Regions from separate parts of the Homo sapiens genome. Here region 2 is linked to region 1. Evidence: chromatin contacts called from ENCODE Hi-C data. All regions are on one chromosome and are shown on one strand. Each heading gives the region's core, a stretch centred on a gene start or an enhancer-like site at or near the end of the contact. The rest is flanking DNA. Distances are from core to core; before and after follow the strand shown.

The links. Hi-C counts contacts between places; a loop is a spot of excess contacts on that map. Pooled maps may share reads with other maps.
Region 2: a map of mammary epithelial cell shows a loop between it and region 1 (6-fold over the local background). The contact joins two enhancer-like sites. A Hi-C loop is called at or near these places in 1 of 168 maps with a recorded cell type or tissue (mammary epithelial cell), 2 of 37 single-sample maps with no recorded cell type and 7 of 50 pooled maps.

What each region holds. Positions count from the first base shown.
Region 1 is chr9:18,822,406-18,826,440 of GRCh38, reverse strand. It overlaps ADAMTSL1 (ADAMTS like 1), which reads right to left. Exons shown (of 29, transcript NM_001040272.6): 22 at 1-157. Among named protein-coding and RNA genes, the nearest start is that of SAXO1, 210 kb to the left of the region's middle. Within about 2 kb of position 1,420, at least 2 of the 41 ENCODE cell types and tissues checked have a DNase peak (open chromatin) inside an H3K27ac peak, as active enhancers do.
Region 2 is chr9:19,172,887-19,177,000 of GRCh38, reverse strand. No RefSeq gene overlaps it. Among named protein-coding and RNA genes, the nearest start is that of PLIN2, 47 kb to the right of the region's middle. Within about 2 kb of position 2,665, at least 3 of the 41 ENCODE cell types and tissues checked have a DNase peak (open chromatin) inside an H3K27ac peak, as active enhancers do.

The DNA.
Region 1 (4,035 bases), core at 171-2,670:
TCAGTCAGCTCTCCATGAAGATTGGCCGCCCTGCAGGAGTACAGGCCCTGATCCGAGGAGGACACGTTTGTGAGCAGCAAGGAGCCTTCGTGCAGATGGTGCGGGGAGCCCAGTTTGCTTTTATTCCTGAACCAAGTGACTTCAGCTTCAGGCACTCCTAGGAAGAAAAAAAAAAAACAAAAAACCCCACTCATCAGTCAAACACATTCAGGTGAGCCCAGAGGCATTTATAGCTTCTTGAATCCCCCTTCCCTGGGGCTGCTCTACAGGGACATCTTCTACCAGGCTTTGGCCAGATTAAATAATGTCCAGAGCCTGGTAGGATAAGGATATAGACTTCAGGGTGACCAAAGAATCAGAATAAATGTTGATACAAGATAAACATCTCAGTTGTCTCCAGATCTTTTGCCTTTTAAACTTACAGTGATGAGACAGGAAGAGGGAGGCCAGTACAAAGAGGAGGAAACAGGAAGCTGGCAGGGGGGGCTTGCCAAGGTGGAAGGAGAGTACCCAAATTCTTTGGAGAAAATGTATTTGAAAAACATGAGAACCAAATGTATACACCAGTGAAAATGAAACTACATGAAATAAACATAATGTTGAGTAAGAGATGGCAGACACAAGAGTACATACTGTATAATTTCCTTTCCGTAAGTAAAAAAAAAAAAACCTGGTAACATTAATCTATGCTGTTAGTAGTCAGTGGAATGAATGGGGAGGGGTTGTGACTGAGAAATGGGACAAGTGGCTTGGCCACTGGCGATGCTCTGTGTCTTGACCGGGGGCTGGTCTGGTGGGGAGTGTTCACTTGGTACCTTTATGATACATGTACTTTTCTGTATAGATATATTTTAATAAAAAGTGCAAAGCTATACAACGTTAAAATATATGTATGAACTAGACAAATGGAAGCTGCTAGATTGCTACTGGAGTTGACACTCTTATGTAGAAAACTTGCTTGTATTTTTGGAAGCCTGCATATCTTCTCAGAGCAAGAGAACATGAAATGGTAGTATCAGTAGAACCACAGGAAAAGGACAAAAGGAAAGTGCTCAACTCTTTCCACAATCCAAGTTTATTTTCTGTGAGAGAGATGGGATGGGGAGATCATCTGCTGACCTGGGATGGGCTCTCTCTTTGGAAGCCAGGCTCTGTGCTCTAGGGACCCCATGAATTCCTCAGGAAGTTTCCTTGTGGTTGACATGCTGGAAAACAGGCCCTGAGAGTTTAGGATGAGCCTTCCTAGATGCTGTTTTAGGAGGATCCTATAGGAGGCTGGGCTCTGAGTATGTTGAGAGACTGAAGATATGTGGCACGGATTCACAGGTCTCTAGGGAGCAGAAAGCACCCTCCCCTACACAACTCAGCCTGCTGACCCAGCTCACACAGTTTATTTATAGAACTCACTGGCATGTATCCAGGGCATGCTTAAAGTGTAAAGTCCTGGCCGGGCGTGATGGCTCATGCCTGTAATCCCAGCACTTTGGGAGGCCGAGGCAGACAGATCACAAGGTCAGGAGTTTGAGACCAGTCTGACCAACATGGTGAAACCCTGTCTCTACTAAAAATACAAAAATTAGCCAGGCATGGTGGTGGGCACCTGTAATCCCAGCTACTCAGGAGGCTGAGGCAGGAGAATCACTTGAACTTGGGAGGCAGAGGTTGCAGTGAGCCGAGATCACCTCACTGCACTCCAGCCTGGGTGACAGAGCAAGACTCTGTCTCAAAAAAAAAAAAAAAAAAAAAAAAAGGGTCAAGTCCCGGGAAATGGGGTCAAAGCCAAGAATGGCCAAGGAGCCAGACCTTTAGTCTAGTGGTCTAGTGTTTTCCCTGAGCTGGGGCTGGTTTTTGCCTTTGGGGCAAGGGCAGTTTGCCCTTAATGGCTAGCCTTCTGTTGAGAATGCAGAGTGTCTTCAAAGAGTTGCCTGTGTATCTGTTACGTGTCCTTGAAATTGGCTAGAGAAAGAGAGGCAGGGCTACCGAAAGTGGGTGGAGACTTGGATACCACAGCCTTGTCACATCAGAGAGAGGCACACGCTAATCTGGCTCTAACAGTAGGATACTTTATGCTCAAGTGTGTAAGAGGGGCCAGGTTGGCATCATCTCTAAAGATACCTGGAGAAAAGACACAGGTGAGGGGTGGAACAGCTGATTTTTCATTGCAGCACCACTAGGGAGAGCAAGAGCATCATGATGCCTGTCCATGCCAGCTTGGACTTTGGACCCTGAGCTTAGTTTTTTTCCCATTTAAAAAAAAAAATCCACGGCATTTAGGAGACAGCCTCAGAAGTAAATTGAAGAAATGCACTCTTAGCTATTTTTCTCCTGAAAGAACAAGGAAAAATGAGTTCCTGCAAACCCTTTTCCTCTTTTCCTTCCCCTTCCTTCCTTCCTTCCTTCCTTCGTTCCTTCCTTCCTTCTTTCCTTCCTTCCTTCCTTTTCTTTCTTATTGAGATGGAGTCTTGCTCTGTCACCTAGGCTGGAGTGCAGTGGCATGATCTCGGCTCACTGCAGCCTCTGCCTCCTGGGTTCCAGCGATTCTCCTGTCTCAGCCTCCCAAGTTAGCTGGAATTACAGGCGTGCACCACCACGCCCAGCTAATTGTTGTATTTTTAGTGGAGACAGGGTTTCGCCATGTTGGCCAGGCTGGCGTTGAACTCCTGACCTCAGATGATCCACCTGCCTTGGCCTTCCAAAGTGTTGGGATTACAGGCACGAGCCACCATGCCGGCCCTGCAAACCATTTTCTACCATTATTCATCCTCTTTCCCTCACATTGCTCACATGCAGCACTTACTGCCTGCATCTTCCTTTGAGGAGGGCTGTGGGCAGCAAACACAAAGACTCAGGGGGAGAGAAAATGAGAGTGAGAGTGACAGAGGGGAGAAGGGAGGGTGGAACAGAGGGAGAAGGGAGAGAACCCAGGGATGGAAGCAGACCTGGGAGCTATTTCTCACTCCCCCAGGAATGGCTTGCAAGCTTCTTCCATTCCCTTGATGTCTGTCTATCTCATGCCGTTCTAAAATTGTGCTTGTTTGAGAGGACAGGACTGGATATAAACCAAAAGGGCTGAATTCCTCTGGTGACAGCAGGGGACTTCATGGGAGAAATGGAAACGTTCAGAATAGCAGGGTGGAGGAAGAAACCTCCAGTTTCTGTAAACCTGGAACCATGGACCTGACAGCAGTCCCAAGGGAAGAGAAATTAAGTGGGAATCATTCTTTAATCTACTGGCAAACCTCTCTCAGATTCATTCAAGCACAGATCTGCATTATGAGTTTGCCGATGTAGGTATTGTTACTGGTGCCACATTTTGAGGACTTCCTGCCTGGAACTGTGGGCCTTAGGTGGAGAATGATATTACTAAGACACCTTGGAGTGACAGCCAGTCCTTCCATAACTGGCTCTGACATTACGCATGTAGAATGAGGAAATAGAAAACAATAATTGAGGTGTTATAAAGTTTTTTTTTCTTTTTCTCTCAGGAGATGACAACGACGCTTTAAAAAACGTCACCAGCCCTTGAATGTTCCACAGAGTCCCTTGAAAAGGTAGTGATACACATGCCTAATACTGATGTTCAGAATACCTCAACATCGGAGTGTACTGAGACATGCAAACGTATCCTGAGTGTGTTAAACGGAGAAATAACATTGAACATTTGCTATAAGTCAAACATTTTATAAACACAATCACTTATTTTTAACAATGATCCTGTGAAGCAGGTACTATTTAATAACTCCATTTTATGAGAAAAAGGGTCTCATAGAGATTAAGAAATCTGCCTAAGGTCACATTTGTTTGGATGCCTGAACGATTACATCATTACATCAGAAAAGAGTTTCTGTTCCCCCCAGTTCCCTACCCTACAGCCAATCAGTAACCCACCAGTGCCAGGGTGGGGATTCAAACTGAGATACCTTTAATGCCAACAGTCCCCATCTTAACAAGTGTACACCGCCTGCCATTATACTAGCCTGACTCTTGAGAGAAAATCTGAACTGCTGCTTTACTATTTCTGAACTGTCAAAGGCT
Region 2 (4,114 bases), core at 1,416-3,915, 350 kb before region 1:
CCTTCTATACCACTCTGGTCCAAAGCATCATCTTTTTTCTTTCTTTTTTTTTTTTTTGGAGATGGAGTTTCGCTTTTTCGCCCAGGCTGGAGTGAAGTGGTGCGATCTCAGTTCACTGTAACCTCCACCCCCCGGGTTTAAGTGATTCTCTTGCCTCAGCCTCCCAAGTAGCTGGAATTACAGGCATGTGCCACCACGCCTGGCTAATTTTTGTATTTTTAGTAGAGATGGGGTTTCACCATGTTGGCCAGGCTGGTCTTGAACTCCTGACCTAAGGTGATCCACCTGCCTCGGCCCCCCAAAGTGCTAGGATTATAGGCATGAGCCACCGCGCCCGGTCAGTACTTTCTTTTTGTAGCACTTATCACAATTGTTGGCATATAGTTACCAGGTTATAAGCTTCATGGAGAGTTTGGGTCTGGATTTCTGTTGTATCCCTAGCACTGGTATATAGTAGATACTCAACAAATACTTACCAATGAGTTAATAAATATATCTGCAAGAGTGGTTATAGTATTGTTGTAACTTCCCTTCTACCTCAAAGCTGCTTTTGATTCAACTCCTATCAACAGGTAGGAGAAGTGAGTTCACCATGACTTGTTCTCCATTATGTATACAGTTGTGTCCCCACAATCCTTGTGATGCTAAACATACAAAAGGGGATATATACATGTTTACGGGTTGGTTGATTAAATGATGTGGTTTGATACTCATCTCCTACCTCAACTTTGCCTATTGTCAGATAAGAGGCAAAGAGAAATATTAGGGAAGCAACTCTCAGGTTACAGAGGTCAAAATCTTACTTGGGTCTTTTGAAATGTAGTCTGGCATTCATAGGAATTTGTCTGTTTTTGTCCACTATTGGCCTGAAAAATCAAATACCCTAGGCCAAGACCCTAATTGCCAGTAACTACTATATTATTGAGCATTATAGTATTAAATTCCATGCATGGCCAATATTATACATTATTAGGTTTTAAAGTAATCAGAAAGTATTTGCCCTTTTTTTTTTGCTTTGCAAATGGATGGGTAAATATATTCACTGTTCCTCTCTTCATTGTAGCAAAATCACGACTATATTACAGCATTAATAACTCTCTAGCTGTGTGGCTTTGGGCAAATCATTTCTCTCTGGACATAAATTTCCTTATTGACACAATGAGGAGATTGGATGTAAGGTCTCTTCCAATTCTAACATCTTTTTTTTCTATTTCATTTGATGAAAATTACCACACAAGGCCGGGCACAGTGGCTCACGCCTGTAATCCCAGCACTTTGGGAGGCCGAGGTGGGTGGATCACGAGGTCAGGAGATCAAGACCAGCCTGGCCAAGATGCTGAAACCCCATCTCTACTAAAAATACAAAAATTAGCCGGACGCGGTGGCAGGCGCCTGTAATCCCAGCTACTTGGGAGGTTGAGGTAGCAGAATCGCTTGAACCCGGGGGAGAGAGGTTGCAGTGAGCTGAGATTGCACCACTGCACTCCAGTCTGGGTGACAGAGCAAGACTCGGTAGACTCTGTCTCAAAAAAAAAAAAAGAAAAAAAGAAAAAGAAAAAAGAAAAGAAAATTACCACACAAATTAACTTACCTCTGGCCGGGTGCAGTGACTCACGCATGTAATCCCAGAACTTTGGGAGGCCAGGGCAGGTGGATCACCTGAGGTCAGGAGTTCGAGACCAGCCTGACCAACATGGTGAAACCCCGTCTTTATTAAAAATGCAAAAATTAGCCGGGCATGGTGGTGCATGCCTGTAATCCCAGCTACTCGGGAGGCTGAGGCAGGAGAATCGCCTGAACCCGGGAGGTGAGGTTGCAGTGAGCCGAGATCATTGCCATTGCATGCCAGGCTGGGCAACAAGAGAGAAATAGTCTCAAAAAAAAAAAATTAGCTTACCTCTAATTTATTCAGTTTTCTTCTATGTTCACAGGGAAAAATAAGACTCAAGTTTTCCTTAAATCTGGAGAAACTTTTTTTTAGGTTGTGTATGTGTTCCTACAAGAGAATTTTCTTTGAAAATAAAATACTGGACCAGCCTGGGCAGCCAAAAAACGGAAAAATTAGCCAGGCGTGGTGGCACATGCCTATAGTCCCAGCTACTCAGGAGGCTGAGGTGGGGGGATCATATGAACCCGGGACATCAAGGCTGCAGTGAGCTGTGACTGTGCCACTGCACTCCAGTCTGTGCAACAGAGTGAGACCTTGTCAAAAAAAGAAAGGAAGAAAAAAAGAAAGAAAGAAAGAAAGAAAGAAAAGGAAGGGAGGGAGAGACAGAGAGAAAAGAAAAAGAAGAAAGGAAGGAGAGGAAGAAAGGAAGGAAGGGAGGGAGGAAAAAATAGAGGAAGGAAGGAAGAGAGAAAGGGATAGAAAGAAAGGAAGGAAGGAAGGAGAGAGAATGAAACAAGGAAGGAAGGACGGAAGGAAGGAGAGAGAAAGGAAAGAAGGAAGGAAGAGAGAGAAAGAAAGAAAAAGAGAAAGGAAGGAAGGAAGGGAAAGAAAGAAGGAAAGGAAAAGAAGAAACTGAAAACATAGACTTTTTCCTATTTGGCCATTAGATGTCGCTCAACATCCAAAAAGTAGAAGAAACCAGATGTACACTATAAAGCTCCTGCCCAGTTCCCCCGGGACTGACCCAGTCATACTGGGTGGCTTGCTTAATCGTGTACTGGTATTTGTGTGTCAGTGTCTTGCCACGTATAGCAAAAAATCCCCTTAGCCATCCAGAAAACTTGTTGCCTATATGTCTTATATATGTGTTTATTTATTTATTTATTTAAGGAGACAGGGTCTTGCTCTGTAGCCCAGGTTAGAATGAAGTGGTGCAATTATAGCTCACTGCAACCTTGAACTCCTAGACTCAAGCAATCCTCTCACCTCAACCCAAACATCTCAATTTTATAACTTCTTTTTATTTTTTTCAGACAGAGTCTCTGTTCCCCATGCTGGAGTACATTGACATAGTCACAGCTCACTGCTGCCTCAAGCTCCTGGGCTCAAGTCATCCTCTTGCCTCAGCCTTCAGAGTGGCTGGGACTTACAGGCGCGGGCCACCACACCAGGCTAATTTTTGTGTCTTTTGGAAACATGAGGTCTCCCTGTGTTGTCTAGGCTGGTCTTGAACACCTGCAGTCAAGGGGTCCTCCTACCTCAGCTTCCCAAAGTGCTGGGATTAGGATTGCAGGCGTGGGACACTGCACCTGGCTGATTTTATCACTTAAGTCAACATATAGTTGTTGAACATTTTGGCTGACTACATACCAGGATCAATAAGCTCCATGGCGGAATTCCCCCTCATCCTTCAGGACCTAGATCAAATGCCACCTCCTCTGTGGGACCTTATCTGACCTTCCTAGAAAACTCTTTGTCACAGTACTTTTGTATTGTGTTTGTTTACCCACCTACCTCCCCAAATTCTGGAAAAGATTCCCAATCTTCTTCATAATAAAAGAAATGCACACTAAACTACAAAAAGATGCTATTTTAACTTACATGGTAAATATCAACAGTTCTGATATTTGGTTTAGAATAATAGGCATTCTCATATATTTTTAGTGAGAGTGTACACTGGTTTATGATTACTGTTAATAGAAGACAATTTAGAAATTTCTGTCTTTTTTTTTTTTTGAGACATGGTCTCGCTCTGTCACCCAGGCTGGAGTGCAGTGGCACTATCATGGCTCACTTCAGCCTTGACCTCCTGGGCTCAAGTGATCCCCCAACCTTACTGCCCCCTGCCCCAGGTCCTAGGCTAATAAACAGATGAGATTTGGCATGAGAAGGAATAACAATAGTAGCATGAATGCATTTTTGGCAGACACGAGTTGGGGAAGGGACATGTCCTCCCCTTCCCCGTGATGGGGAGAGGGGTGATGCGAAGTATGACAACCGGCAGGTGGGTGATTAAAGGCCCGCTTATACTGCCAAACACATGAGGGTAGTCCTGCACCAACCACACTAGGCATCTTATCATTCAATCGGCATCCTTTGCCATATCTCTTTTTCCTCTTGGGGAAGAAAAATGTGCTGGCACTCACCACCTTCAGTCCCCTTCATTTTTCAGAATGCTGATATTTATTTATACTTGAGGAGTGCTTTAAAGTAATTTTTTTTTTT